Regions from separate parts of the Mus musculus genome. Here all the other regions are linked to region 2. The links are chromatin loops, found by intact Hi-C in ENCODE. Cell type or tissue: left cerebral cortex. All regions are shown on one strand. Links, peaks and the distances in the headings refer to the core of each region. The heading gives the core; the rest is flanking DNA. Region 1 overlaps Gm3787 (predicted gene 3787). Region 2 overlaps Rbfox2 (RNA binding protein, fox-1 homolog (C. elegans) 2). Region 3 overlaps Rbfox2 (RNA binding protein, fox-1 homolog (C. elegans) 2). Region 4 has its middle 23 kb from the start of Gm41352. Region 5 has its middle 18 kb from the start of Gm41353. Region 6 overlaps Rbfox2 (RNA binding protein, fox-1 homolog (C. elegans) 2). Region 7 overlaps Rbfox2 (RNA binding protein, fox-1 homolog (C. elegans) 2).

Region 1 (4,369 bases), core at 90-4,089, 220 kb after region 2:
GCATGGGGAATGGTGGGGGGGAGAGAGAGAGAGAGAGAGGGAGGGAGGGAGAGAGAGAGAGAGAGAGAGAGAGAGAGAGAGAGAGAGAGAGAAAGACTGAAGACAGTTTAGTGAATTCCTGTCTCCAGCCCAGTGCAGAAACCCTTTGGTGTTTGATCCTGCCGCAGACACTGGCCTTGGAGCTTGGGGAGGCTCTCCCTGTGTCTCCCGGTAGCAGTATCGTTGGCTCCAAGAAGCCATGTGGTAACCAGTTTAAACATTCGGCCAGCTCCTCCTCCACCCGCCTTCTGCCAGATGCTAATGGAAAACTGAACCAGGCATCTAGGGGTGGGGGTGGGGTGGAAGCCGGGAGGAATTGGGAAGAACGAGCCAAGAAGCTTGAAGTCCTTGACACAGAAGAGGAAGGCTTTGACTGATGTGTGAGAGCGTTAGGAGGAGGCCACAGCTCCAGAGCTCAGACGCCTTGCCTGGACAGTGAATGCAGCCACCCAGCTGGCCCAGAGGCGGGCAGTTCCCGTCCTGTGGGAGGACGTGACAAAGTCAGTACCAGAGGGAGCAATGTCGGATTTCTCAACTAGTACACTGGAATGAGGAGGAAGCCCTCCGAAAGGCTCAGGTTTATGCCTGCCTGCTCAACTCATCTTTCTAATACGTCTACTGCGTCTCCTAGCCATGGGCCATGGCTCTAAGACCCCTTACGGGTAACCGAATCTCTCCCTAGCAAACAAGAAAACCAACAAGGAAATCCTCAGAGGGAGAAGGCTGTGGAGCGAAGGCCCGGAGGGAGGCTCAGCCCTGCCGCGCAGATTCCTGGTCCCTCTGGGGACCGGCTTCATCCAAAGCATCTTTTAAAAAGTGTGTGGGCGCCCTCGTGTGGACGTTCTGTTAATACTACAAGCTTGCTTTCTAGCTCTTTTTTTGTTTTTGTTTTTGTTTTTGTTTTTGTTTTTTTGTTTTTTTTTTGAGACAGGGCTTTTCTGTGTGGCGCTGGCTGTCCTGGAACTCAACTCGAGACCAGGCTGGCCTCGAACTCAGAAATTCCCCTGCCTCTGCCTCCCTCAGCCTCCCAAGTGCTGGGATCAAAGGCGTGCGCCACCACCGCCCGGCCTCTAGTTCATTTTATTCCAGCTCAAAACTGTGATTTCCAAGCTTGGTAAGCAGAACCTTTCCGGGGGGTGGGGCCTAGCTGGCAGAGGCAAGTCACCTGGGTGGACCTTTGGAGGCAGAAGTGCCATTGGCACTAGGCAAGTGTGTGGTGCACAGATATATATCTAGGCAAAACACCCATGCATATAAAATGAAATTAAGTAGAAAAGCCAGGCATGATGATGCATGCCTACAATCCTGCACTCAGGAGGCAGAGGCAGAAGCAGAGGCAGGCAGAGCTCTGTGGGTTCGAGGCCAGCCTGGTCTACATAGTGCGTTCCAGGACAGCCAGGGGTGTTAGACAGAAACCCTGTCTCAAACCAAACCAAACCAAACCAACCAACCAACCAACCAAACAAACAAAAAACAAAAAAAAGAAGAAATTAAAAATTTTTTCAATAGGGAGGGATATCTGAGGGAATTTGTTGAATTCCACCCAAATCTGAACAAAAAAAAAATCTAAGGGCTCTTTGGATGTGTAGCCTTTGCTAGAGGAAATACTACTCAAGGAACATATGGGCCTAGGCTCTTTTCGTGCAGCCAGACGACTAAGACTGGAAAGGAAACCAGTGCTCCTCCCACTAACCAGGAGGAAAAAAAATGCAGACTAGAAAGGCCAGAGACGCCAGAGAAGCACTGTTGGAGCGCCCCCGTGTGGACACGACGTGCGTGAGCGGCATCCAAGGTTGATCAACAAGGGAAGGGCATACTGTGGTTGTGGCTGGCCTCAGCTGACAGTGTTTGCTCCGGCAGCCGTGGCTCTGACTGCTGAGAACGGGCCCTGCAGCTGGCAACCAAAGGCAGGCCATCTCCCCGTGACTCCAAAAGCCACACAGACTTTGTATGAATTGGAAAGGGAATGGGGAGAAAATGAGATGGAGCAAGAACGAGGAAGAAAAACGGCAAGAGGAAGAAGCAGGCAAAGAAGAAACGAAGGGGGTGGGGGTTGGGAAGAGGAGAAAATGCCTTGAGGGAGTTGGTTCCTAGGGACTTCTGCCACTTCTGTTCTTGCCTGGGCAAAGAATAAATGAATAAGCAGGAACCCCGCTGAATAGGATGAGGGCAGGTCCACTTAAGGGTCAGGAATCAGATAGCAGGGATCAGGGATCAGGACCGGAGAAGGACTATGAAGGGAGCTTGGACAAGGATGCTTGTGGTCTGTCTATCTTGGTCCCGCTACAGCTGACCTTTGCCCACACCTGAGCACAGGCCCTCCAAGCAAAGTCAATCCTCTGCTTAGCGACAGGTAAAGAACGCACCTGTGTTCACTCCAGCCAGACGTGCGTGAACACCACCCTCTGTCCCAGCGGGGCCTGAGGTGACAGAATCTGAAAGAAATGCCTGGGTGGAGGGGCAGCGACTGTACAGGAAGAACAGGAAGGACTTGCTGCCCGACACCCCACAGGAACTCATGTGCCCAGGGGAGCCAGTCAAAGGCAGCATAGGCTCAGTGAGCCAGTGCAGGGGTCCAGGTTGGTTGCAGCCATCTTGAGTCACAACCGGCAGGGGCATCTGTGAGAAATCTTTCCCTGCATGGCTCCCCTGTCCTTAGAGTGACATGTGGACCTTTAAAACAAGACCCTAGTGCTGTCAGAGTTAGAGACGCGGCCCGTATCCTTGGTGTCAGCTGAGGCAAGCGGACACGTTTGTCACCATTTTCCTGCTTGGCATACAAAATCTTCCCCGTGACCCATGTGGCAGGCCTTCAGACCTCCTGCTTCCCTTGGCCACACAATGGCCATAGCTTCTGTATGAGTTATCTTTCTATTGCCAGGATAAAACACCATGACCAAGACCATTTATATGAGACTTTATTTGGGCTTGTGGATCCAGAGTTTGTCATGTCTGGGAAGCCTGGCAGCATGCAGCAGGCTTGGTGGCTGAAGTGGAAGCCGAGGGCTCACATCCTGAGCTACAAGTATGAAGGAAGCAAAGAGTGAACTAGAAGTTAAACGAGTCTTTACATTATTTTTTTTTAAAAGAACACTTTTAAAAATATTTATTTATTTATTTATTTATTTATTAACTATATGTAAGTACACTGTAGTTGTCTTCAGACACACCAGAATGAGCCACCATGTGGTTGCTGGGATTTGAACTCAGGACCTTTGGAAGAGCAGTCAGTGCTCTTAACCGCTGAGCAGTGCTCTTACATGCTGAGCCATCGCACCAGCCCCCCTCCCCCCTTTTTTTTTCTTTGCTACGAGGTGTGTTTTATCTTCATCAATCACACAAATAATTTTCTATAATATCCCAGGGCAAACCGGTGAAATTTGGCAGTCCAATTTGTGGAGGGGTCCCCTTCAGAGACCCGCGGGCCAGTGGCATTCAGCTCTGAGTGCCCGGGTTCACAGTACAGCTTGTGTCCATCTTGCAGGTGGCTCTTCCTCCACATCACGAGGGAGTCTTGGAGATGACGGGGCGGGGCGGGGCAATCTTCCTAGGCTTTTTAGGAGATTTCACTCGTCCTTACCTGTTCGATGGTCTCTTTGGTCGGCAGGGTGTTATTCTCCTGCGTCTCGGTTTTCTTCAGCTTGGCCTTATCGAAGCTGGCGATTTCCCGCATGTCTGCCTTGTCTGCCATTTTCTTACAACACGTGGATTCTCTTTCCGAGCTCGCGCTTGCGTTGCTGCAGTGAGAGACCGAGTCCTTACATTCTTAAAGCCCACCTCCAATGACACGGTTCCTTCAACATGGCCATTTTAAGTCTCACTGTTGGCTATGGACACCACTCCAGAGGTGGGCAAAGCCTTTCCTGTTGTACTCCCTGTGTAAACAGTAAATGTCATATACTTTGTAAACTTTATAAACCCTCAAGACAGGAAAGTGGCCAGGCCTCTGCCTGAGGGGCCGGAGCAGCCGGTAACCTCCCCCATATCTCCCTAACTGTTGTAACAGGTTTCCAGCCTCTTTAACGGTCACAGAGAACACCTCTAGTCCCTTAACAGGACGCTCTCTAGATTATGCTAATTTTAGGTGGAACTGCTGAACAGGAAAACCCACCAATCCCTGAGATCATTCAAGCTCAGGTCTTGAAAACCCACCAATCCTCACCCTGGAAATCTCCGCTCGTAGAAAGCTCCACCCACTAAGGGATCCTATATAAACGCTGTGTCTGCTCAGCTCCCTGCTGTCTGCTCCCTGGAGCAGAGGTAGCCACCCCTAGATTTATCCCTCCGCACCCTGGATCCTCCCTCTAAATCTCTTTTATGAGATTTGCTG
Region 2 (4,369 bases), core at 181-4,180:
ATTTAGCCTCCAACCCACACCCCCGCCTATCCCCAAACTTCCCCAGAATCCTGTGCAGCCCATAGAAAGTGGAAAGTGTGCCAAAACAAACAGCGTGGGCTCCACTCTGTGTGTCTAGGGGGAAGGGGTGCGGGGGGGGGGGGGCTGTGTGGAAAGGAGCAAAAAAAGAACAGAATCATTTCAGATGAAGGCCACAAAATGGAGACTCAATTCACAGACACAGGATGTGCTTTCAAAATTCATAGACCAGATCCCAGCACCAGTGATCAGAAAGCACAAACCGAAAGGGGAGGGGAAACCTAGACAAAGCAAACCTACCTGCTATCATATCTGCCTCTAATTAAAGCATAAAACAGCCTGCTCCCACTCCTCTGCCCAACTACCCAGGAACTGAGAGGGCACAGCTCAGGTGAAAGACTTCAGTCTCCAGCTACAAAGGGGAGATAGCAGACAATGGAGCTGGTGATTCATTACAAAAGAATACACTCCAGAGGCCTGCTGCCTGCTGCCACTCCGGCTCCCAGCACTATTTAAAGGAACAGCAACCTTCTTCCCAGCTTCCCCTACTCCTAACACCTTCTCTCCTGGTTCTGATGGAAAACAGATTTTGAAGAAAATGCCAGCAAAGCACTGCACTGTCCAAGAAAGGGAGGGCCTGTGCTCCGGGACCTGGCAGCCTCACCCTGCTGCAGAGTCAAGCACGCATCTGCTTCCAGGTTGTAATGTAAGCTTTCCTTTAGTGTAACAGAGTTTGTGTCTTGCTAAGTGGTTTTTAAATTAATTAGGTAAAAGTTGTTTTTCAGCTTTGTTTTCCTAGTTTACACATATTAGCAGAATGACTTTCCTTTTCTTTTAACCCACGGCGCATATCTACAGACAGGACAAACACTATCTTTGAGTATGTGATTCAAGTTAAGAGAGACTTCAGCAAAAAACTTCCGTAACATGAAAATGAATAGGAGATAAGGGTATTACTTAAAGTATCACATGAGCACGTCTGGCTACTAATATATGAAAATTTTGCTATTAAAATTCCATTTTTATTAAAAAGCTGAGCTTTCTTTATTGTCAATAATTATGCTGTTTGCTAATACAACGAGAGGCCGTGTAAAATTAGAGTCCATGTAATAACAAAGCTCGGATGATGAGGACTCCTTCCACCCAGCGATGAGGCCAAGGGACCGGAAGGAGGGTCCAAGGCAGAGTCAGTGAGCCATGATGCAACGTGAGCAACGCCATTTGAGTCACTTTTTCATATCCTAGCCAGTAACAAGCCATTGTCACACCAACAGCTGCCCCTGACCAGCACAGACAGCTTACACTGAAAATGCTTAGATGATAGGGCATTATCAAGTGTTTGGATTTGATGTCTGGCTCAAGATGTACAAACCTATACAGCAAAGCGGACAAACAAGCCCAGGACAGACCAAAGACTTGATCCTATTTACTATGCCCTCTGAGTCTGTCTTCTAGATTGCAAACAACTAGCCCTATTACTTTCAGAAACATGGTGTAGACACTGAAACAAACACCCCAATTCTGAAGCCCACAGATCTGACTGTCTTTTCAGTTCTATGGATTCATCATGAGAAAATAAGAAGTCTTTCCTTCAGCACTTAGTACATCTGAAAAAGCACAAAAATTAAATTTATTGATTAGAATCTTTAACCACTAAAAGTCTCTTTCCAGGTTCCACTTTTTTCTCTGACCTCCCCCCCCTCCCTGTCCCCCTGATGATTAGGACACAATTTGAAGTATAAACAAGCAGGCAGGGCTTACTTGTCACACTTCAGCATTCCCCACACCAAGGGGCAATGCTCCCGGAGGCCACATCAGTCTGATTTTAACAGCTCCTGTTTAGATAAGTCCTTCATTGATTTTAAACCATGTACGTGAGAGCTGAGTGAGGGCTGCCCTCTAACACTGCCCCTCGGTGGAGATGTGTGGACTCAAGGTGAAGCAGCAGCATCTCACAGGCATCAGAATCGAGACCTGGGTCCTCCACCCCCCCACCCCCCACCCCCAGATCCTGAAGAAATAAAATGGTCCAAAAAACCATTAATTAGATTCTACAAAGGAGTAAGAAGTATTAAAGAAATTTAAGAGTTTCTCTACTTTCCAAAGGAGGAACTTCTTGATAATTCCTTAACTCGGATTAGGAGAAAACCCTCCTTGGAAAGATTTATCTTTTGAAATTTCCCTCTTCTCTGGGTCAGGATGGACTGATTCATCTCTACAGGTTTCCCTCCTTCCAAACAGCACTGCAGGGCATTATATAACATTTAACTAAACAGTGTTCCAGCACCAAAGGCGATGCCTCTATCTGATAGCTTACTGCCTCTCGCCCTCCGGTGGTGGCTAGTTGAGAAAAAGCGGAGAGAATACAAAAAAGGGGCAACCTCCAAAAGGAAAGCACTGTCCAGGGAGAGAAGCCTAGGGCGACCTGGTCCCAAGTCCGAGACCAAAGGGTTTGAAAATCTATCTTGGAAAAAAGACGTTCTGATAAGTCACAGCCTCACCACTTTCTTCCGAGGCACAGATTTTTAAAAAGAGGGTGGGGGTGGGGTGGGTGGGTAAAGGAGCAACTGGAGGGTGGCAACTAAATAGCCCTGCTGGGGTCGGAAGAACATTCACCTTTCCATCTGCCGGGAATGACTTGCTAAAATGCAGTGCAGAGTCTGCTTGACACAACCAGAGAGGCAGAGCGAGGGGGTGGGGAGAGAAGACAGATGAAGATCTTCCTTCTCCTACTCCATCTCCTTCAAACGTCTTCTAAAGCGGGCAATCGCCACTTACACGGACACATTTATTCTATCAGGGAAAGCAGTACCTGCCTCTGCTACACCAAGATGCTCCGTGGGTTCCTATGGAAAACATCCTTTGCCAACGACAAAGCCACGGAAAGGAAACATTCTTTCCTAGCCTTCATTTTTGATAATCCGTTTAGAAAGAAGGCAGCAAAGTGCCATTCTCCAGGCAAGCTGGAGAAACCCCAGTGAATCAGCTTCCCCAGCCACAAATTCTTCTGCAATTCTTAAAAGGAAGTCACTCCCTCTCCCCTTTCTGGCAGTCTACAAGAATCTCTTCCTACCTCTGCAGTCTCTCTCCCTCCCTCTTCTCAGAACCAAGACAAAGAGGTAGACAAATCCCCACAGGCTCTTTCCTGAGCTACAGCTGCACACTACAGGAAACTGGGATCGGCTATGCAGCCGAGGGAGGGGGAGAAAAGGGCACGATATAGTACACATGCTCAAAGGACAGACACTTCAGCTGATAACAATAAATCTGCCTTTTTAAGAAGACAACCCTCATTAAAACTTGGCTTACTACACTGCAACCCCAGACCTTTCTGTAGATCCCTGAGACAGAAATGTGTGGAGGACATACAAATCTTACCTGAGTTACCATTTTCTTTTTCTCCATAAACCAGAAGAAGCAGATGATAACCAGTTGGAAGCCGCCGTAGCGGGGCACACCTCTGTGGCTCTCTGCCACCCCGTCCCCAGCTAGCTGGCGAAGGGCGGGTGACGGGCCTCCCTTTAAACGTTTTCCTGCCTTTCTCTTTCTAGTGTTTCTTCCTTTCTTTTCTCTTCCTCTCTGGCAGTCTCTCCCCCTCCTTCTTTCTCCAGCTCCCTCCCATATCTCAGGCAGATGGCTGAAGGAAGCCCCACCCCTGAATGCCGAAGGTAATTAATCAGAGTAGAGCCCCACCTCTTCCTCCTCCTCCCACCCCTCCCAGCAGGCTGACAGCTCCCAACTCCAGAAGCAGGCCTGCTGGAGAATGGCAGTTTGGCCTGTGCTTTACTGTGCGCACGCGTGTGTGTGTGAGTGAGTGAGTGAGTGAGTGTGTGTGTGCATGTGCGCGCGCACACACATAGGGCAGGAGGGGGAGACTGAGGAGGGGTAGGCACCATGTGCTGGCATATTATAAGGCTGTGATGATGGTATTAATTATATTGCTCTAGAAGCACTTACCACAACTTATTACAGTTAATACAGATTTATGAGATTACGGCCATGAATATCTGATAATAAAGAAGAAATGAAAATTAAGGTTTTTTCCCCCCAGTGATGGACATTTATAGATAAGAGTGGGTCTAATGAAAGGTGTGGATCGAAAAGCTGCGTGGTGACAGGAAGGTTTTCAAGGACAGCGCTCAACGCCAGAGGCAATGTAATGAGGGCATAGGACTGGGAGAGAAGGGAGGTCAGTTATGTGCCTATTTTTCTCTCCTCTAGAAACCCTAGAGATTCTGAAAAAGGTGTCACCATAAATCTGCCTGCTTGAGGGACACAAGGTGTGCACATCTGGATGCTGAAGCTCCTCACTTCATTAGCTCAGGCTGATGGGAACTGCTTTCCTGCTTTC
Region 3 (4,369 bases), core at 192-4,191, 61 kb before region 2:
TACATAAAACTCAGGACAAAATTTACAACAAACAATTGACTTAACTGCATTCTAGGTTTTACAGTGTACAAAGATTCCAGGCTAAGATTTTCCCATTCCCCGATTTGACTTTAACGAGTAAATTTGAAGGCACTTATATACAGAACATGAGAGCAAAGTGCAGTTTGAAACACCAAGATTTTCATTACTGTTTCTTAAAATTTTCAAAAAGAACAAGGTGGGAGTAAGGAGAAGAGGGCTCAGGCGTGGGGGTGGGGTGGGGGTGGCGCCACATTAATATTAATCACATTAAAACTGAGCATGCCGACATCCGGAGCTAAAACAACAGCAAAACCACCACGTCCAGACTGGCACTGGCTAACTCTATCTATCCCAGCATTCTCTTGGGACAGCGGTTTGCCCTAGGCTCTACCACAAGCTCGGTGAAGTACACAGCCTCAATTACTAGAGCGTGCAGCCACAACGACCTGGTATTACGGAAACAGTCAGTCACCACTTGAGTTAACATTCCATACCCTAACAACTGGTCCCTCCCCAGCCCAAAGGAGGAGTAAATCTTGCCCACCCGAGCCCTGGCCCATACCACAATGTTAATAATTATAACAAGCAGTAACCCATCTGTTATATCAGAGAAGGGAACAGAGACTCCACTGAGAGATTTAGAGTGAGATGTTAACATTTCTTCAGCTGACTGCACAAACAAACAAACAAAAAAAGAGGAGAAATAATTCATTTGGAGATATGAAGTCATGAATAGCTGATGTGTATTGCTTTTAACCATGCACTGATGCAAAACTGAAGCAACCATTAATAAAAATTAAAAAGGACATATGTATTTACACACAATCAGACCTGTTTGATCTGAAGCAGTTTGCAGATTCTATCTGTGTGTGATTTGAAATAAAACAAAAAATGGGGATTAGCATGGCCACAGCACACCAGAGTGTAGGAGGGCACACACAGACGGCTTCTGGAACTCAGCTGCTTAAGTCTGGCACGGCTAAGCCTGGCTCAAATCCACACATGCCCCTTGAAAAATGGTTAATTTTCTTTGTAACCTTTCTAAGTAATGCCTGACACTCCCCGTTTGGTGGCCCGAGCCCATTCTTCAACAGAGCTGCTCAGACGTGCTCTCTGGGAGCAACTGCAGACTCTATCTGTGCTCTTCCAAGTCCCCTGTGTTTGAGAATCTCGTTCTCTCAGTTACTTGTCACACTCCTGCTCCCACTCCCAGCTTCTTCTCAAGGCTTAATGCTGCTGCTTTAGACCCCTTTACTAATGACTTTCCACAGTGTTAAAGGAAAGCTGTTTCCCATACCCAGTGCTACCTCTTTGAGGTTTTCTACTTCTTCCCTAAATCAGGTTTATCGTGGGATTGACACTGTACCACTGGGCCTCTTCTGTAGCATTTCTGCAGTTATGTTTGAAACAAAGCAGAAGTTCTAACCATTGTCCCCTACATGTGACCCTTGTCTGAACCCCTAAAGATTCTCATCTTGTCTTGATTTTAACCTTGCCTTTAATTTTATTGTATTTTTGCTTTAGGTTTACATTAAAACAGGACTTTGGTGAGCATGTGATGTCAAGACACCTTCTTTCTACCTGAGAGACAATGACATGTGACACTGAGGAGGAAAGTGTGTAGCTCAAGACCAGCAGACAAATGAAAGCTTGTTATCTCATGTAGTGTGCAGATGGACAGAGCAAGGCAAGTGTGTGCATGTACAGGCACGTGTGTAAGGGCTGGCAGGCGTGACGATTAACATCACCACCGAGGAGTAGAGATCTGTTCTACTTAGCCAGGGTCTAATGTTTGGCCTCTAAGAACCACTGGGTTTGGCCCTGGATGATCCTAATGCCCTCCTTCCCCACGCCAGCTGAGAGCCTCAGCCACAGGAGACAGTGAGCTCATGCAGACACAGCACAGGCTTGAATACAGAATTCATAATCTCTGCTCTGAAGGGACAAGTGTCACTTAAGATCCCTCTTGTTATCATTTCAACTTGGGGTTAATGAGAGAAGCTGTTAGGATCAACTTCATCAGCTTTGACTACATGATTTATGAGAGATGAACTTTAATGATTAAATCTTTCAAATACTTTGGTATTCCACATTTCTCCAAATTAGTTCATTTCTGCAATATCACTGGGTTACATGACGTAGCTGGGTTATTAAATTATGGACTATTTTTTTTCTCTGAGTGTCAAGCTATTGAGAAAACTCTCTAACAAGTGTGCTATTATCCAAGCACCGATCTTATCAAGTGAAAGGAGAGGGCACAGGAGCTATGCGTCCCGGCACGTGCAGACCGATAACAACGCCACACTTCTGCAGCAGCACAGTCCATTTCTGACTCTGATTTTACTGAGCAGCTAAACATGGGACTTAACGCCCTGTGCAGGCAGACTTCTGCCTGCTTCCTTTTGCCATCTCTTTCACTGTTAGCACTCTCAGCTGCTAAGGTCTCCAATATAAAAGACTAGTTTAAATAGCACAGGCAACTGTGACTGACAGGCTGAAAGAGGCAGCAGTGTTAGATCGTGGACTGTACATGTGATGTGCTTGTGGCTCATGTGTGCTGAGGGGGCTGGAAGGCTCATTCTGAAGGGAGTGGCATGATGTGTGGATGTGATGTGGGCACTGCTGAGGTAGCAGGGCTTAGATCACACGCTCACAAGTCTTGATTGTCCAAAAAAGCCTCTGTTCCCATCTCTAACGTGGAGCTGGAATGGTTAGTATAATTCAATTTTTTCACTGCAATCCACAATCTGATTGATTGGCAGGTCACACTGGCACTCCTACCTGAGGTATTTTAGCGCTAATGATTGGTTCCTGTAACACTATTCTATAACAGAACACAGGAAGAGCAGTTCAAAAACACAGCTGTGGAAGGAAAACAATCATACAAAGAGCCCACCATGGGCTGCCAGCCTTTTCTTTCCTTTGGATGCAAGCATGCTTTTCACAGGATGAGAATCAGGAGCATTTGTTACCCCACTCATAAGGTAAATTAGGGTGAACTATGGCCTTTTTAATGGGAAAAAGGGAGGCAGCAGGGATGGGGAGTGGACACACCCCTATCCTGGAAGAGAAGGGCTCTTTACAAATGGAGGATGTGATAGCTAGATCAGGACATTTTGTCTCTAATAAGTAAGCCATAAGGAAGCAGAAAGAAAGAAAAGAAAAACACTGGCTCCCAGGACCCACTCTCAGAACAGCAGAGGAAGACTCAGTAGCGCCTACACTGAAGTACCTCTCCCGAGCGACTTCTTCTCACTCTCTGCCTGGGCCGGAGTGGTTTTGACACACTAAATCCTGCTCTCACCCTACTGCAGTATGCACTTCTGAGGGAACCAGCTGCAAAGGCATGGTGATGGATTTCCAGTCAGGAAATGTACAGAGAGAAGCAGAACAAACTCAGGGAACAGTCAGCTTGTGTGTGCCTTTATGAGCCCTCCTCAGCTCCCTCACACCTGCACCATCAGTTTAACAGCTCCAGCTAGAATACTATAGTACAGCTCTGGTTTGCAGCAGAAGGCTTTGAAATGATCTCAGCACTAGTGACCAACTTGTGTCCTCCCAAGGACTCTGTGTTACATGGGGGAGAGGGAGAGGAAGCAGGCAACAGGGCTCTTGCTAGCAGGGGTCGCTGGGAAGGGTGTTCTGACTAAGCCACTGGATTACCTGTTTAAGATTCTGTAGATTATTCATTTAGATTGAAAAACAAACCAAAAAATCCTTTTGATGGGCACAGAACAAATTATTATCCATTAAGATTTTACAATGCAAAATAAGGAAACAGGAGACCCATAACCAAATATTCAGTTGGCTGGTTTAAGGTAAAAGCAGGCAAAACCAGGATAGAAGCAGGATATGTTTAAAAAAAAAAAATCCCAAATAAGGAAGATATTACATAAAAAAACAACAACTACAAAGACAAAAAACCCTAAGCCCAAACCTCAGTTGGGGAAATAACTCAACTATAGTAGATTCCAAAAACATAAATAATCTGTTTATGAAAATGGGTTTCATGAGAATATAGAGAACATCATATGTAAATATACACATCCACAAATGTGTAATGTGCAATGTGCTGTAAGGTAAGCCAGATTTGCCCAGTTTTCAACTGTGAACACAGGAGGAAAAGTTACTTCTTAAAAATTTGCTAAAGCAAGAGTTAGATTTTAATTAAAGTATAAAGAAAGGCAATGAGACATGGGCATGGGGTCTTCATGCTTGGCTGTGTAAACTATTTCTGAAATTCTAGTAGTCACATCTAAGGGATGGGCCAAGGATCCCTACCTGTGGTTCTTTTACAAGGTAGACACACTCTGAAGACCTACTCTAGATAGCACAGCTAGCCTCACCT
Region 4 (4,369 bases), core at 180-4,179, 180 kb after region 2:
AGTGTCTGTGTATGGTACAATCCTGGACAGCATGGATACAGCAGCTAGCATGTCCTGAGCTCTTCCTGTCCATGGCCCTTAGTGGATTTCACATATTCTCTCCTGACCTTTCTAGGAACTTAGGAAGCAGGCCCCATTGTCTCCATTTTACAGACAAAAACACTGAGGCCAGGAGAGGTTAAATCATTTGCCCAGGATTCAGCATCTAGCAGTGTCAAAACAAGAGTTCGAACTCGGCCCCACAGGCCACGTTCTAAGCCCTTTGTCACAATGAAGAAATATGAGAGGTTTCTGAAGGCCTTGAGCAACCAGCTCTGTAGGGCCTAGAGCTCGAAGTTTTATCTGTATACAAACCAACTGACCGTGAATTCATTCATCCAGCAAACATTTCTTGGCTGGTTGTTGCAGGCTAGTTCCACGCTAGAAATTCCCACCCATCTCCTTTTCCTAAGGAATTGTTTTCCTTGGACTCAGGTGACTGTCACCTTAGTTCCCCAGAGTAAGGAGCAGGGACTTGAGGAAAACAGAGGTGATTCTCCTTGGCCCTGATTCTGGAAGAAATGCAAATAGTGGGGTTCACCTGTAGTTTCAGAAGGTAGCTGAGGGAGCTGGAGAGATGGCTCAGCGGTTAAGAGCACTGACTGCTCTTCCGAAGGTCCTGAGTTCAATTCCCAGCAACCACATGGTGGCTCACAACCATCTGTAACGAGATCTGGTGCCCTCTTCTGGAATGTCTGAAGACAGCTACAGTGTACTTACATATAATAAACAAATCTTTAAAAAAAAAAAAAAAAAAAAAAAAAAAAAAAAAAAAAAGAAGGTAGCTGAACCACTGATGGAGGAAGGTGGGTGAGGTGGTTTTTTGACGAGGCTCTCAGTAGCCCAGGCTGGCTTCAAACCTACAATTAAGTAAAGCTGATCACAAATTATTCCTACTTATTTATTTATTTTTGGCCTCAAATTTCTGATCCTTTGGCCTCAGCCTCGAGAGCTCTGGAATTACAGGTGTACACTACCATCCCTGGTTTATTTTGGTGCTGGGGACAGAACCCTGGGTTGAGCACGTGATAGGCAAGCTTTCTAGTAACTGAGCCATGACCCAAACCCTGAAGGTTTGGTTTCCTTCAATATTTTTATATTTTTATGTGTATGAATATTTGTCTTCCTGTATATCAGCACATCACATATACGTGTGCACGTTGCCTGTGGAGGCTGGAAGAAGATGTTGAATTCCCTGGAACTGGAGTTAAACATGGTTGTGAGGCCTCACATGGGTGCTGGGAGCTGAACTCAGGTCCTCTGCAAGAGCAAGCCCATCTTGTAACGAGGAGAGACTGAGGGTCATGGAACTGGCATTATTCAAGGTCACGAAGGCACTCGTAGAAACAGGATTGGAGACCTGGTTTCATTCCTGCTTGCTTCCAGGACTCCGGTTCCATTCCTGATCCTGGCCTGCTTCTTTTCTAGCTAGGAAGAGACCTCTGGAGGATTTGTGTGTGCGAGGTTCCCATTGCTTTTAAGAGTCCAGGATGAGAGCGGCCTCATCTGCGCCCACGCAGGGCTGAGTCCAAGGGTACCAGCTTTGGTTCAGGCGCCTGGCTGGGGAGTCTTAACCAAAGCTCCTTTGCTTCAGCCTCTTCCTTCCTTTAGCCTGCTGTGCCAAAGGTCAGCCACTGAAGCATCTAACAACGACCTGCATGCTCCCACCGCCTACAGACTCTGAAAGACCCCCTGTCTGTCCTGCATCACTGTGTGGTCTGCTGAGTTAAAGGAACGCTCCTGGGTTACAGCAGGGAAAAGGCAACAGACACATTCAAATAGATCAAAAACGTAAGCCTGGGTCATCCAGGGACCTAAGAGAAACCAGCTTGGCTCCAAGAAATCCAGGCTGGCCCGTAAAGCAGACAGGCCACGTGATGGGTGTCCCCCAATCTGGCAGTGCTAATGGAGTTACAGGCGCAGTGTTACCCGGGATTGCAAATGCTTGCGGTCCCCACCCATTTCGTGGCAGGAAGTCCAGTGTTTTCCAAGGGTTTTCCAAGAACGCCCAGAAGCCCGCTGGGGCGAGCCGCGCCTCCGGCCCGCGACCGCAGCAGAAGCTCCATCGCGCCCCCTGGAGGCGGCTCTCTGCTGGTTCCTGCCTGCTGATGCAAGAGTAGTGGCCTGCCTCCACCTCTGTTTTGAGACCGTGGTGATACATCACAAGTATCCCTTAACTGATGGAGAAAAGAAACCTTCTGCCTGCTCTGCAAAGCCGTACAGCAAAGCGACTAGGGTTCCCAAAGAGGAACGCCTTCATGCCTTCTTGCTTCTTCTTTTCCTCTAGGGGGCGCGCGCAAGCCCAGGACCGCTTTCCTAGTGAGGAGCTCGGGGTAGCAAAGTCGTACAACGAGCTTTTGTTGTCTAGTTTCAAGCCCCTTTCACGTTCTTGTCCCTTTGATTCCCATCATAGCCGTCCCACAGACAGCACTGTAACTATCTCCATTTCTCAGTCCGCAAAACTGAGGCATAGCGAGTTCACCAAGATGGAACAGCATTGCAAGGCCAGCAGAGCAGATCCAAACGGTTGGCAGCTCGTCTAGGCCCCACCCAAACCCAGAACTTCTGTGGTACCCCAGGCTCCTCCCAACACGGTGTTGGCCTACGCCACTCCAGGGGTCTGTGTTAGGCATGAAGTCGGCTAGGCTGCAGTCTCCACACGCCCAGGCTTTAGGCATTGTCTCTGTTACTCTGGGGGTACCAGCAGGCATTGTTCTTGGCTTATGGCTCTTTTACTTTAAGACACCTAGTACCTGGGTGGGTCTCAGTTCTTCAGTGGAAGAGTCATCTAAGAATAGCTGAGACTCTTGGAAGCAGCAGGAATTCTGCTGTGAACAGCAGCACTAGCGCGTGCTCACTCTTTCCAGCTCTTTCATTCCCCACCCTGCAGATTTTGAATTTACCCAGTCTGCCCTGATAAACACATAAACCCATTTCTTGCAGTAATCTCACTCATGTGTATGCCCCATCCCCCCACCCCCCGCCCCAAGTTCCCCTGTCCTACCAACGGGACCTGGACCAACCACCGTATTCTCTTTCCTCTGGTCATCTCCTTAAAACATAAAATTAAACCGAACCCACGTTTTTAGTAGGGGTTGAAGCTATCAAGGCCAGCAGGACTTCCTCTGGTGAGGCAGTGATGTGACGATGATGCTGGGACTCCGAATGAGCAGCCCCAGCATGGTGGCCGTTGCACCGGGCAGTTCCGACTTCTTTCCTCATGAGATTCTCCCTGGATTCTGAGACTCATTGCTCTCTTAGAGCATGTTTGGCTGTGTCCTTTGTGACTAGCCCCTTCTAGGTTTCTGTAGCATCCCTGCTCTCCAGGGGTCTGCCCACATTTCTCCCTAGCCAGCCCTTCCTTAGCCTTTTACTGTGTGAACAAATGAGACTAGGGGTAGCTTATTTCTGGACCAGTGCATGGTCACTATGTGTGTGACAAGCATCATCACCACCACCATCATCACCATCACCACCACCTCCATGCTAGCAAAAGGTAGGCTTGGGTAGCATCCACAAGGTGTCTTTGATGAGCATCACCAGGAGGTGGCAGCTATGATCACACTGGGCTTCTGCCTCATTGAAACAAAATGATGTGGGTACCAGAGCCTCAGAGGGCTGTCTAGGGAAAGCGGAGCTTATAAAAGAAATGTCACATACATAGACTGATTTAATGAGCCGGAGTGCTAGGCTCCCTGCCCCACGGAGGAAAAGCCTGCATCAGAATGCAGGAATCTGAGCCTGTGCTCAGCCCTTCTGCTGTCCTGTCTCCCACAGGGTGACACTCTCTGACCACATCCTCCAGGCCTGACTGGCTCTGCCAACCCTCTGGTTCCCAGCTCATCCCTCCCCTGACACTCCCTTTAGTCTCCTGCACCTCAGGGAGTCCTCAGCTCCCTGCTTTTGCTCCCTACCTTGCCGCTCAGGTCTGACCACATTCTAGAAGCTTCAGCTGTTCCTTCTCCGAGGTCAGGTCTGACTTCACCCTAGAGCCTTTCCTGCCCCAGCCATGAAACCCAGGAGGCATGAAGTGTGTGGTTCACGCCTCTTCTTCCACCCTCTGTGGACTCTGACCTATGTGAGGCAGGGCGCTGAGCACCCCTGGCTCTTACTATCAATCTGTAAATATTTACTGTGCTTCTTCTGCATGCACACACCCACCATCACTCATGGCCCTGCTGGAGACCTTTGCAAAACAAAAAACTAAGAATCATCAGAACAAAGGCCTCGGAGAAGGGGCTGGTTAGTCCTGGGCACACACGCCCTGCCTGCGTCTCAGTTCTCAATGTGGCAGCCAGATAAAGTACAGGATTCTCAGCTAACTTTGAAT
Region 5 (4,369 bases), core at 155-4,154, 210 kb after region 2:
TGGGGTGGGAAGGGAGTGGGTGTGGTTATGTAGTTCTAGGTGAGGAGAAGGATGGCTCAGGGGCAGAGCTGCTGGCTGCCAGGCTTCTCTTCTTAGTTCCATTCCTGGAACCCACGTGGTAGAAGGAAAGAACTGACGTGTGCAAAGTGTCCTCTGTGCCAATGATAATCAGGCTTTCTTTCTTCCCTTCCCCCTTCCTTTCTCCCCCTCCCCCTCCCCCCTCCCCACTCCACAAGAGTAGTAGAGCACAGGCAGGGTTACAGAGCTGGAAAGGCAGACGGGGAACCCAGGGGCTCACTGGCCAGCCCACGTGGCTAAATGGAGATCTGAGTAAAGAGACTGCACAGCTCCTAGGCGGGACCATCGTAATCTCTGGCGTCCATATCCATCCACCCACCCACCTCCCTGATGCAGCAAGAATGTGGTATGTGCTCTCACCCCCCGCTGGGCTCAGGTCTGGAGATGACACTCTGCATTCTACCCCGCACAGCAGTGGTGACAGAGATGAGTCCTGCCTGGTGGGGGAGGGAGGACAGTGGGGTACGGTACCGGTGGGGGAAAACAGCAGTGTAGGCTGCTGGGCCTCACGCCTAGGTAGGGAGGACGGTGTCAAGCCGGCCATGTGGCTTCTTTCCTCAGAGTCAGGGACATGCCTGAAGACCTGGGACCGTTCACTCTGCTATGCAACCAAATGCATAATGCAACCCGCTTCCCAGCTTGTTCAGAGCACTTTCAAGTGACAGAGAAAATGATCCCTTTGAGTTTTTCTCAAACCCGTGCTGCTGGCGGCAGTTTATCTGGTAAAACACCTAATCAGAGGAGAAAATGAATGAGGCTTCCCGCCCGATGAGCAAGCAAGCGAGTGTCTCCGGTCCGTGCTCCCAGATCGACTTTCACATTCAATTCGTACCTAGTGCTGATGTTGATACTGATGTTAAGAAATAATTTCTTTAAAAACTATTTGCTTCCTTTTTTCTCCCCCACTTGGAATGCCTAGTCCAGCTTTGCGTAAAAAAGAATGATAGGAAGAAGGTATTGAAACCGGAAGCTTCTATATTCAAATTATTATCTTGGTATATACTAGCTACTGCCATGACCTCCAGCTATGCTTTTAGCCTTAGCCTCTGAGCCCCGCAGTGAGACTGCTAATACTAGACAGGATGATGACACAAATCCATAGGACTGTGGAAAGGACTAATAAGAAACCACCTGCCAAAAAGCCCAGTGTCATTCCTGACACATAGTCGTCAAGTGGTTCTCATTATTGTTAATAATTCTAGCTAATGTAAGGAGACGCATGCCTTCATAGCCCTCTGCAAGTATCCCCGTGATCTCTATATGAGTTTGTTTGCACCAGTCAGGAGAGTCAAGGTTATGCTGCCGTAACAAAGAGTCCCAACAGAGTCCTTGTTCATACTGCATGTCCATTATAACTTGTCTCATTTTTTTTTTTTTGGACCCAGGGTAATGGAGCAGCTAGTGTCTAGGACATCGCAGATTGTCGTGATCCAGAGAAAGCTGATGTATCAGCATTAAGTGATTGGTTTAGAAACTCATACTCCCATTCAAAACTCCTTGGGCAGAGTTGGCTATACATACTTGTGTGACTACAAGTGTGTGTATTGGCGCATGTGCACACATGGAGACCAGAGGGGTGGGGGTGGGTGTCTTTATCGTTCTCCACCTTTTTTTTTTTTTTTTTTTTTTTTTTTTTTTTGAGACAGGGTTCTCACTAAACGTGCTGTTCACCCACTTCACTAGACTGTCTGGGCAGCATGCCCCAGGGATCTGTCTGTCTGCACCTCCCCAGTGCTGGGATTTCAGGTGCACAGCTTTTTATATGGATGGCGAGGATTCGAACTCAGGTCCTCATGCCTTTGCTGCAAGCACTTCACATACCGAGCCATCTCTCCAACCTCCGGTTGTCTATTCTTACCTGATGTCAAGAAATCAGAAAGAAAGAAATCCTACCACATTCAGAAAGGAGGAAGGCTGGAAGAACGAGGCCCGCAGTCCTAACAACTACCACGGTGGTTTCGAAAATGGCTGCCTAGGCCAGAGATATGGGGGCTCAGCTAGACAGTGGGGAAAAGGATGAGTGAGGAGGATGAGGAGCACAAAGGTTCAACCTCCTGGACTACAGGGCGGGGCGGGGCGGGGCAGGGCAGGGCAGGGCGGGGCGGGGCAGGGCATGGCAGGGCAGGGCAGGGCAGGGCTAAAGCGTGGGAACACCGGGTGCCTGTCTCAGATGGGCCTGAACCCCAAAAGCCCAGGGACCTATTTTCCCCCCTCCAGCACAGCAGCTGGTCCTGATGGAAGCAGGGCACCGGATTGTCCACACTGATGGGGAAGCGTCACAGAACCCGTGTTTTCCGGGCCCTTCAGCGCACACAACAGCCTCTCCCGCTCCGTTGGATGCCAGAACCTAGTCAATTCTTTCTGGTGTGTTTTCAATTTAGAGCCTCCCCCTTCTTCCTGGCCACGGCCCCTCACAGATCCTCGGGCTGTGTACCTCTCCTGTTACTGCTGACGTCTGCAGCTGCTCCTCCGCGGGTGCGGGTTTCCAGGTCCCCAGGCCTGCTGAGGCGTAGTTCCAACTGAGGTCGAGTGTGCCGACAGTGCCACCTGCTGTCCTTACTCAAGCTGTGCAGGCTTCCATTGTCCCAGATCCCACACAGCTTTGGCCAGAGGATTCAGCGAGGTCTCTGTACTGTCCGGTAACCCCGTGGCTAGCTCACTTTTCTTCCAGACCTCTGCCGGTCGTGCTTACATTCTGGATTTCTCTCTGGCCACGGGTCTTTTGGGATGCAGCCTGCTGCGCAGAGCACCTCCGGCTCGCTCTCCTTCAGGTCTCTGTCCCTTTGTCAATCTTCAGGGTGAGGCTCCAGCATCACTCCCGAGGGCGCTGTCAGCTGTCTTTGGCTCTTTGGATGAAGTGCAATCCTGGAGGCTCTGGAAGAAGGACCAAAAGCATTTTCAAGGGACAAATGATGCCTTCCTATTGGCGGCTCGCTCTGTGACCTTTCTGAGAGAGATGCAAACTTGCTCAGCATGATGGTTGACCTTTTAGTGAGAGTTCTCTAGTTTTCTTTTGTCTTAATCCGTTGCTGTAGATGGTCCAGAGAGGAATCCTCTCCTTTATTCTCTCTTTGCCAAGGACAGCTCCCAGCTTCTTTGTATCCAGGAAAATGTCGTTCTTCTAGTCACAGAAGGCCTGACCCCAGCATCCTTCAGTAGCTCAGGGAACAGAAACTAGATTGGAATCCAGGCTGTTACCTCAGTGTGGGGTCACCTAAATGCCCTGTGCCTTGAGTCCTCATTTGCCAGATTAGACAGCGGCCACTTCCTTTCAAGGTCGTGTGGAGGACAGTTGGAAGGGAAGCATCATTCCCTCTTTTGGCCCTGGATCACCGAGCATCTGAGGATCTGGCTAGCTGACGGTCAGCCAGCTGTGCACTCTAGCATCCAAGAGACAAGAGACACGGAAAGGGAAACTGAAATCGGACAGGAGGAAGTGGCTATGCCCTGAGCGTGAGCCCCACCCTGGGCTGCAAGTCCAGCCTCACCCCGGTCTCCAGATTCCAGTAGTGCTGGGGACCTGCTCCGAGCTCTAGCATGATATATAAGCTACATATTTTCCTTTGGTACTGGCACCACCTCCCTGTGACCTTAGTTCTTTCTCTATTCTAGTCTCATCTCCTACAGACTCCAGGCCCCACCTCAGCCAGCTCTAAGTCAGGACACAAAGTGTAACAGTTACTCCGGAATATGGCCTGATGGTTGTTTCGTTTAATCTGGATTTTCTTTTATCCTGAAACCTCTAATACAACATTGTCATAGGGAGGGGGCTGGAGAGATGACTCAGCAGTTCAAAGCACTGGCTAGTCTTCCAGAGGACCCGGGTTCAATTCCCAGTCTCCATGCAGCAGCCCACACCTGCCCACAGCTCCAGTTCCGAGGGAATCTGACACCCACACCCACACGTACACGCAGGCAAAACACCAGTGCACATAAAAATAAATAAAATTTAAAAATTAAAAAAAGAAAGATTGCCATCGGGGACCGCCCAGCGCAGTTAAGTTTTGAGACATCTCTGGGGTGAGTTTTCACACAGACATCTGTGTAGACCCAGTGCCTTTCCTTCTCTGTTCTCTTGCTTTTCAAGGATTCAGTGGTTCAGTGACTCGGGATCAGCTGTGATCTGAAAATTATTAAATGAAAAATCCCAGAAATGACATGACTCTGAAGGATTCCTTAAAATTTATTTATTTTTATTTATTTATTTATTTTTTTAAAAGATTTATTTATTATTATATGTAAGTACACTGTAGCTGTCTTCAGACACACCAGAAGGGGGCATCAGAGATCA
Region 6 (4,369 bases), core at 295-4,294, 73 kb after region 2:
TGGAGTCCAGTACATCTCACCAAACAGAACCGGGTATGACACATCTTACAGCTTCTTATCAAACTCGCACAACACTGAGAATCTTAATTCCCTCATGTGCCAGTGAAGATTAAAATTCTGTCCCCTTGCATACAGATTTCTTGGGGGTCTCACTGAGATCAAAGAGAACCAATATGAAGATAATAGGGAGAAACAGGGCAAGATATAATCTCTCAGTGAAGGGGAAGTTAATGACTATAGAAAAATCCAATGTAAAACAAAATTCTTTTTAGATTTGTTTTGTTTCTAATTTGTGTTTGTTGTGTGTATATTAGCGCGCGCGCGCACACACACACACACACACACACACACACACACACACACACAAAACCGTTTATGCTCACATTGGGTGCAGAGGCCTATAGAAGCCAGATTGACGTTCTGGATAGTTAGAGGAAGCTGTAAACACCTATTTGATATACAGAGGTACAGTGGGACTGGGAAGCAAATTCCAGTGCGCTGGAAAATCAGTGTGTACTTTCAACCACTGAGACAACTCTTCAGCTCAAAAGGTTTCTTTAAATTGTTTCTTTAATCAAAATGAAAGTAATGAAATACAAAATCTGACTAGTTGAAAATTCCTAAAGTTTGAAAGCTAGCACATTTAGATTTAGAATTCAGATTCTCTAACTCAGAGACGCAGAACTCCAGAGCCTGATTTAACCTCCCTGTGCCTTATTTCTTTACCTATATTACTTATTGTCTCCTACAGGCCCTGGCACCATTGTGCTCTCCATGTGTTAGTGCCTTCATTACACCATCCTTCACTGGCTACCTGCTTTCTTGAGGTCAGAGCACACCTGCTAAAACTACTGGGGATGGGGGGCAATCATAAAACAACAGAATTACAAAATCCTTAGGCAATCTATGACCCACATGATGCCAGGAAGCTTTCGAAAACACTGGCTGCGGGTACAATGAGGAACAAGGGGCAGTCCTAATAGGAAACACAGAGGGGACGATCTAGTAATCCAATAAAGTCATTTATTGGGTATTTTAAGAGCCTTCAAAGGCTAGATAAAATGACAGATTTACATTTAATACCCACTTGACCAAAGTCATTAAACTTGTAAGAGGTACTCTCTCACAGAAGATCAGATATCTTGCTTCTTGAGTATTAATTTTTCATAAAGTTCTGGCAAGGCAGAGGCGATGAAATCTGGCAGTCCGACCAAAGCTGTTCGGTTCCCCTCTCTGTTCAAATGTATCAGGTTCTTATCACAGGACTGTTTGGGTCATAGGCTTCTAACCATCTTTTAATGGCAGTGATAAAGTATGAACAGAAGTGGAAAGCACATCCTTTGGAAGACAGCAGACACCAAGAATCTATTCCTACACAAACCTATAGGCAAGACTTCATGGTGGAGGCAGCAACTACTGTGAGCCTTCAGGATGGGCTGAATGCAAGCATGGAGGTTCCCGGAGGGAAGGCCCTGGAACTGAAACCCATTTCCTTACCCGGCCCTGCAGTAAAGCTGGAATACAGAGAACCTGACATGAGGGAGAGGAGAAGAGGTTGGGGCGGCACGGGAGTGCTCAGCAGAGACATGCTAAGCAGCATAGTGAGACTCCAGTGAGGCCAGAGCTGTGTGTCAGCACAAATGCTAATTATAGAGAACTTGCTGCAATACAACTCTAGTGGCTCAAAAATGTAAAAACTAAAACATTGTTGATTAAAGCAGGTAAGAGTCACAGACAATAGATTAGGTGCATCACACAAGTGCAGCAACAGGAAAGAGCCAGAAGAAAGTTTCAGTCAGAAAGCCTAGCACAGTATTTGTCTTTTAGTCAACAACTAAAAGAGAAGTTGAGCAAATGTTGGGAGTAACAGAGATGTCCTAAAACTGGAGGATGGTGATGGGGCCATTCCTCCATAATTTACAAAGTCACTGAATGGAACAGTATATTGGATAAACTTCATAGTGTGGAAACTATACTTCAATAAAGCTTTAAAAAAAAACAATTGTCACATGTGCATTTAAGTAGATTCATATTCTACGTGTGTGTATGTGTGTAGATAGATAGATAGGTAGATATTAGCTCATGGAAGAAATAGTATATAAGAAAGGAAATGTAGTCATATTACTTTACCACTTGACTATAAAAATATTTGCAGTGTTAATGATGCATCATACAACCTATAAAGCAATGATAAGTAGTGACTTAAGAAATAATGAATTTATTAGATGGAAGAAGGTATGCTTATAAAATGTAATTCCTATCTTCAGCAGCAGAAAGCCAGAGGATATGTACAATGAATAAATAGGAAACAGCAGAATGCAAATTCTACAGATCCATGATGGTAGCAACAGAAAACCCAACTTGTGAACACCTGAAGACAGAGAGACCTAGGGGCAAAAGCCAAGGCAGAGCAACTAACTTAGCTGAAAACTGCTGCATGTACCTCCCTTGCTCCACTAGAGGGTGCAAGGATGCCACCACACTTAGGGGTGGGGAAGGGGGGTGGGGAACTGTAAGAAACAGAAGAAATATTTAACTTAGGAACCCATCATTTTAATGTAGCCTCTAGCTGGGGTCAGGGAGAGCTGGGGACTGAATGCACAGGTGGGGCAGTGAATGCTTAAAGCCATGAGCATCCTCATATGCTTTTGTTTGTATTTATGATGAGGTATAAACCCAAGCCTCATGAATGCTAAGCAGCCTTGACATTCCCAGTCCTAAGATTGAATTTTAAAGGACAACAATGGTTGGAATAATGTTTTCCCAGAATCACAGATTATAATCCATTAGCAAGTCCAGGAAATAATTTCCACCAATCAATTGTTGACCACAACCAACAATTCTTTAATAGAATAGAATAAAATGGAAAAATGTACAATACTTAAAACATAGCAGTGCTGTGGGCAAAACTAATCGAGAGAGAGAGAGAGAGAGAGAGAGAGAGAGAGAGAGAGAGAAAGTATTGTGTGTGTATATATGCACACGCTGTCTTAGAAACTGAAAGGCACCCTTTACACTGAGCTGTGTGTCCATTTTTAAGCCTGGAGGCACTAAGCTGTGTAACTGAACCCTTCCCCCATCCTCCACCCAGACACAGAGCAGCCAGCTTTGTCTGCACACGCACAAATGACTACAAGAGATGTGTTTGCTTTTGTCCTTACTTCCCAGTCAAAATAACAAAAGTTCCAAAAAGTTCATGGCAAAACCTGATCTCGGGGGCTAGAGAGGTAGCTGGGTGATTAAGAGCACTAGCTGCTCTTACAGAGGTTCTAGGCTGAGTTCCCAGCACCCACACGGGGACTCACAACCATCTATAACTCCAGTTCCAGGGGACCCTATCCCTTCTTCTGACCTCAAAGGTATCAGACACACATAATGCTCATTTATACATATAGGGAAAACACTAAAAATAAATAAACAAATAGAGAAATCTAAAAAACTTTCCGGCTGGTGAATAAAGCGCATCACTCTGCCTACCCTCAGTTGTCAACCACCTTGTACATACAACTGATGTTTATCAGCTCTGAAAATTTCACTCATTTCTGTGAATCACTAAAACATACCCACACACACACTCAAAGGAACTTTAAAAACAGAAAAAGTCATTCTTCAATCAAATCAAGAGCCTGATGATATAACAATAATTTTCTCTAATTTTAAAATAAAGAAGTAAACTATAGGCCACCAGCCCTTTAAAGCAAGACAAGAAGAAAACCTGACAAAAACAGAACTTTAGGACATGAGCACTTTGGTCTTCTTTTTATAAAATAGGGACAAGCCTGATTTGGGTGAGCCACTCTTTTGGGTCAAGTAAGACCCAAAGCTGTAAACCTAAGCCACAACACACTCTACAAACATTTGGTTTTGTAATTTACTGATAATCCTATTTCTACAGAGACTTCAACACCTAACCCTAAGCCAGTCTGTTCTCGGCTCCAATGCTCACTGTAACACCTCATTCACAAACAGCGGGAGTGTGAGACACTGAGATGTGTCTGAATTAAAACTCTAAAGGACCGCGAGAAGGCACTGCAGCATTAGCCTACCACACCTAGTTTACAAATATCCCACGGAACTGAGCATGTCAGACAGGCTACTCTGTTCACCTATGTGCCTCTGCTGGCCCTGAGGTGACTCAGGACAGGACACCAAAGCCATTTCAGCTACAGTTCCTGGCAGTGTGCTTTCCTCAGATCACTTGCTGGCCACACGTCCAGCCCTTCTGCCAGATAAACCCAGTCACACGTGTGCATTTCTCCCCCAAGCCCTTCTCACAGCCCAGGGCTATGTGCAACCTAGCCACACAAGCTTAAGTTCTTACAGTAGAACTAGCTACTATAGAAACTGATGAAATCAAGGTTAGAGTTTC
Region 7 (4,369 bases), core at 106-4,105, 55 kb after region 2:
CCTCGAACTCAGAAATCCACCTGCCTCTGCCTCCCGAGTACTGGGATTAAAGGCGTGAGCCACCACTGCCTGGCCTTAATGATCTAAATTTAAAGCCACCAACCCTGCCCCTCTCTGAGAAATAAACACATTAACATTACACTAAGAGACTGTAGTTAGGGGATGGGGGAGTAAGACATGGTGCCATTATGTAGCCCAGGTTACCCTTGAATTCACAGCAATCCTTCTGCTTCAGTATCCCAAGTTCTACAAGTACCAGTCTATGCCACCTAGCTTAAGACTGTTTTTATAGGATAAGATAAAAAATATAACTGTAGCAATCAAAATGAAACAAGGAAAGTCTAAATATGTCACAAAAATGGGAAAACCACCTTTACAATTATCACAGGTAGAACAACTTAGAAACATCTTTGAAACCATAGGAAAAATTTTGTTTTAAATGTATGCAATTCTTTCCTGATTGTAACTTTCCAATTAGGTGGACAGTAACAAGGCAAACTCTTCTGTGTCGCTCTTCACAAACAGGAAGGCCACAGCCAAGCGAACTGAGGGAAGCGCCTGTGCTCATGCCCATGCATGCTCACATTCTCTGCCTGAAAACAAAAGAAACAAAGAGCAGGGCAAAGTCTTCCCAATCACCAGAGTCAAATAAGGAAGCCTGTGGTTACAGCCACGGAAGACTCTCGTTAAGGACTTGGGGACACAGCACAGTAAAACTGCTTGGGTAACATGTGTGGGACCCTAGGTACCACCACACAAGGACATAATGATTCCACACTATGTGGCTACCTAAAAATCCACACAGACTGTGTGTCTGTACTCCAAATGTTATCAGTCTCTTTATTGATCCAGGGAAGGTCTCAAGAAATCTCTCGCAGGCTTGACTCTGGGAAAGAAAGGTATCCAAAATGGCTTGTGGATGTCGTCTACGACACTACCATGGGCCTGTATCGTGACTGCTGCTTCCTTCCAACAGTACCAGGAAGTCTGATGGGTCACATTTTGGATTTTCAAAATTTGTAAGAAACTACTAGTTTTTGTAAGCTTCCTGTGACTGCGAAAATCTGAGTTAAAGTGTCTACATCTGGAGAGGCAACATAACTTGTCAAGAACATACCTAAAAAATCAGGTACTGAGATTTAAGAAGTACCTGAGGCAAATATCTATGTGTGTGTGTGTGTGTGTGTGTGTGTGTATTCATTTTCACCTGGAGACAATAAACCTCACTACAACAGAGAAAGCTAGATGGCTGGGCACGATGGCATGTACACTTTCAATCCTAGCAATTTAGAGGCAGAGGCCGGGTTCACAGATAAGAGGTTGAGGCCAGCCAGGGCTACAAAAAAGGAGATCCTACCTTCAAAAAGAAAAAAGAAAAAAAAGTAAGCTAGAGATACTGGATTGAAGGTCCAGCTGAATTTGACTTTTAATAAAAGCTCAAAGTAATGAGTCTCTTCTTACCTTATTTCCTCTCAGCTTAAAATAGCAGTTCTGACAGAATACCCATGCTACCCACGACCAACACCCACATCATCATCAAGGAAAGCTTTTTAGATAAGAAAGGGGATCTGACCGTCTCTACAACACCCTTACTTGCTGAAAACTGGAAGACTGACAGCTCAGTGGGATTTCCCTTGAGTTACCCTGCATTCTGCCTCCGCCCATTACGGAGACTGAAGACAAAGGCAGAGAGAGGACTGTGACTTGGAATAAACATGCTGAGGCAATGGCCACAGCTGGCAGTAGGTGACAGAAAGGTCCTGAAAGGTGCAGTTATGTTCTAGGACAGCTAAAATAAGCTCTAGCCATATACATAAGAAAAGAGAAATCTTTTTCCAAAGAAGACACAAAAAAGCCTCGTTATCTCTCCAAGAACCTCCCCAAGTTCTGGCTGTCTCTGGCTTCCCCACCATAGCTGTAGACCTCAAGACACTCTCCTGCCCCGGCTGCTCTTGCACTACTACCCACTCCAGTTCTGTCTTCCAAGGCCTCTGTCCAACTTTGATTCCAGGAACCATGATTATAACCCCTACCTTGCAAACACCCTCAAGAATTAACTCTCATCACTGCCTGGTTGAATGCAAGGCTCTGTCTCCTCTGAGTGAGCATCACACAACCTGATGTTACAAAAGGCAAGTCGCACAGCCAATGTCACTGTGTATTCACAACTGCACTGCAAACTGGTGACCCTAAGGCTTCTGCACTCTCTAAGATGACTTTTTTTTTTTTTTTTTGGCCTTCATTCTCTCCTTATCATCTACTCTTAGCTGATGCTCTCTACTAATATAGGTCATTTTCAAAGAGAAGAAAGTGTCCTCTCACTATCAAGGTTTCAGCTCTGCCTAAAGATGTACACATGCACATACATTCCAACACAAGGAAAAGGTCTTTCTCCCATCCTGCACCCACTCCCTGTGGTCCATGTATATATACTGTCCCCTAAGTGCCTAGGTGAGAACGTGACTCTCATCCATCCACTCTTTCCTACATCACTACAGGAAACCTCATCTCTTTGTTGATCAGGATCAGATAAGAAACACTTACCTCACCTTCTGAAAAAACCTCCCTTTCTGCTCTCGTCACAGATGGGCAATGTGTTAATTAGTCCTGACTTTGGAAGCCAGTCTAGCAATGCCCTGTGAACTATGAAGTGTCAGCCTGTGGCACCACAAGTGGCCCATCTGAGTACAAACTCCAAGTGTGAGTGGCAGCTTGTTGTATCAATCTCTGTGAGTGGAATGCAGAGTCTCACCCTAAACATCTAGTGACATGTTGGGCTGGACAGGATATGGTCATCAAAGGGTCTCCTTTCATCCTGTCCCTCGCACTCACATAGCCACCCACCACTTTCTTGTTCACTACTTCACAGTGAAACTCAAAAAAGTCATCTGGCTCTATCTCCTCTCTATCTTCCCCTCCTTCCTTCCTCCATCTGATCATTCATTAAGTCAGTCTACCTCTTCCATGCCGTCTAACCCAACCAAGTTAGCTAGCTTGGCCGTCAACTAAGCTGACAGATTTCTAAAATGTTCTCCCCTAGTTTCGAACATGCTACAGTGTGGGGATTGTGTAGTGCTGTTTTGTTTTAACATTATCACTGGTTACTCCTCAGTGGCTTTTTGGGGAATGGGGTTTTTTCCTTCATCAGAAAATATTCCTTATTACCCAATCTAAGTTGTTCTCTCCAAATTGCCTCCTCTGTTGCCATCAATCATGCCATTAATGACCAAGTGATGGACCAAGCCCCAACTGCCTCCCTTCCCTTGTTCTAGCATCACTACTTGGCTGTCCCACAGGCATGACAAAATATTCCATGCTCTGTTCTTTAACCACCACCACCATCACCACCATTGAAATCTAGCATACCACTGCCATTCCCTACCACAGTGAATGGCACAACCTACAAGTGCACAAATAAGGACCTCTTCCTAGATGGCCATGCACCTAACTTCTCTTAATGACTCTCTCATAACCCAGAGGGTAACATCTATTTCCTGGACCTCACAGTACTTTCCCCATTTCTGTCACTGCTCCCCTTCAAAATATCTACCATGCTGCAGCCACAGGACAATATCATGGCTCGCGCGCACGCACACACACACACACATACATCTACAATGTCGGCATACACAATGACTTCTTCTATCCAAACTCCTTTAATGTCCTCAACCTCATTTCAAGCCATTATCTCCTCCATCACTGCTCTGAATACACTGGGGTCTTATGCCAGTTCCCAATCCAGAAAACTCCATCCCTCTCCCCCAAACTCTAAACCCTTTCATTCCTTCCTCTCCAGGCTGGCTCCTGTTACCTTTCATGTTTTAAATACCCTTCCCTGAAATAAGACTCCCCAGCTCCTCCATCTACATGAGGCCTTCCCTCCCAACCCTTGGTCCTCTATTCCCATGCCCTGACTCTCTTCTTCCTGATAGCTCTATGAACTCTGTAGACAGTTTTCCCTTAACTGTGGTAGTTTCTCATTTAGAAAGCAGTACATCTTGTGTCAGAAAGACACAAGTAAAACCTTCTACCACCACGGAACATTTATTTTATCCCTTGACTTTTTATTAAGTAAGGTCAAAGTTATTCGTAGGCATTTCTGGCACTCAGCAAGTGTTTAACCAAGTCCTATAAATAAAATGAGAGTGCTACTAATTTCCCCCCTAGTTACCAAAAGGACAGAAAGCTTTACCATCACTACAAGCCATGAATAAACATCAGCACCAGTGAGTTTAAATAGTTGGAAATAATCATAATACTAGTATCAGAAGCAGCTCCAATTTACTCATTTATTTTAAGCTAATTTAATTACCAGGATTCCAAACTGCCTCATTCCAATGCTGTAAATTTATGCAGTATGATAAAAACC

What was found. A loop is a pair of places that touch in the nucleus more often than their neighbours do. Peaks named below come from ENCODE experiments on the same cell type or tissue, not always from the same donor. Only the 100,000 strongest peaks of a DNase experiment are listed, where the experiment ranks them.
Region 1: a loop joins it to region 2, with 6 times the contacts of the local background. A loop is called at or near these places in 9 of 42 quality-filtered maps.
Region 3: a loop joins it to region 2, with 2.6 times the contacts of the local background. A loop is called at or near these places in 3 of 42 quality-filtered maps.
Region 4: it touches region 2 in a loop (1.9-fold over the local background); 2 of 42 quality-filtered maps call a loop at or near these places.
Region 5: a loop joins it to region 2, with 6 times the contacts of the local background. A loop is called at or near these places in 9 of 42 quality-filtered maps.
Region 6: a loop joins it to region 2, with 2.5 times the contacts of the local background. A loop is called at or near these places in 10 of 42 quality-filtered maps.
Region 7: a loop joins it to region 2, with 2.2 times the contacts of the local background. A loop is called at or near these places in 13 of 42 quality-filtered maps.

The regions. Positions count from the first base shown.
Region 1 is chr15:77,366,553-77,370,921 of GRCm38, forward strand. Gm3787 (predicted gene 3787) reads right to left here. Exons shown (of 3, transcript NR_168297.1): 2 at 3,620-3,914; 3 at 2,941-3,058. Among named protein-coding and RNA genes, the nearest start is that of Gm41353, 7.4 kb to the right of the region's middle. In left cerebral cortex, for the core only: CTCF peaks have their summits at 876 (motif pointing left), 1,085 and 1,805 (motif pointing left); DNase peaks (open chromatin) are centred at 314, 500, 785, 1,123 and 1 more place; H3K4me3 peaks cover 746 bases; H3K27ac peaks cover 2,137 bases.
Region 2 is chr15:77,150,134-77,154,502 of GRCm38, forward strand. All of the region lies in intron 2 of Rbfox2 (RNA binding protein, fox-1 homolog (C. elegans) 2), which reads right to left. Among named protein-coding and RNA genes, the nearest start is that of 1700109K24Rik, 68 kb to the left of the region's middle. In left cerebral cortex, for the core only: CTCF peaks have their summits at 2,364 (motif pointing left) and 3,773; DNase peaks (open chromatin) are centred at 500, 1,400, 1,887, 2,334 and 3 more places; H3K4me3 peaks cover 3,822 bases; H3K27ac peaks cover 4,000 bases.
Region 3 is chr15:77,089,010-77,093,378 of GRCm38, forward strand. The region is part of intron 11 of Rbfox2 (RNA binding protein, fox-1 homolog (C. elegans) 2); the gene reads right to left. 1700109K24Rik (RIKEN cDNA 1700109K24 gene) reads left to right here. Exons shown (of 3, transcript NR_108037.1): 2 at 1,546-1,708. Among named protein-coding and RNA genes, the nearest start is that of 1700109K24Rik, 6.8 kb to the left of the region's middle. In left cerebral cortex, for the core only: no CTCF peak of the experiment used is centred there; a DNase peak (open chromatin) is centred at 2,584; H3K27ac peaks cover 1,961 bases.
Region 4 is chr15:77,334,522-77,338,890 of GRCm38, forward strand. No RefSeq gene overlaps it. Among named protein-coding and RNA genes, the nearest start is that of Gm41352, 23 kb to the left of the region's middle. In left cerebral cortex, for the core only: CTCF peaks have their summits at 2,195 and 3,582 (motif pointing right); DNase peaks (open chromatin) are centred at 2,151 and 3,608; H3K4me3 peaks cover 1,013 bases; H3K27ac peaks cover 1,156 bases.
Region 5 is chr15:77,356,236-77,360,604 of GRCm38, forward strand. No RefSeq gene overlaps it. Among named protein-coding and RNA genes, the nearest start is that of Gm41353, 18 kb to the right of the region's middle. In left cerebral cortex, for the core only: a CTCF peak has its summit at 2,635 (motif pointing left); DNase peaks (open chromatin) are centred at 392 and 2,565; H3K4me3 peaks cover 586 bases; H3K27ac peaks cover 2,747 bases.
Region 6 is chr15:77,222,989-77,227,357 of GRCm38, forward strand. All of the region lies in intron 2 of Rbfox2 (RNA binding protein, fox-1 homolog (C. elegans) 2), which reads right to left. Among named protein-coding and RNA genes, the nearest start is that of Rbfox2, 82 kb to the right of the region's middle. In left cerebral cortex, for the core only: a CTCF peak has its summit at 2,454 (motif pointing right); DNase peaks (open chromatin) are centred at 2,452 and 4,038; H3K27ac peaks cover 168 bases.
Region 7 is chr15:77,205,504-77,209,872 of GRCm38, forward strand. All of the region lies in intron 2 of Rbfox2 (RNA binding protein, fox-1 homolog (C. elegans) 2), which reads right to left. Among named protein-coding and RNA genes, the nearest start is that of Rbfox2, 99 kb to the right of the region's middle. In left cerebral cortex, for the core only: no CTCF peak of the experiment used is centred there; a DNase peak (open chromatin) is centred at 1,651.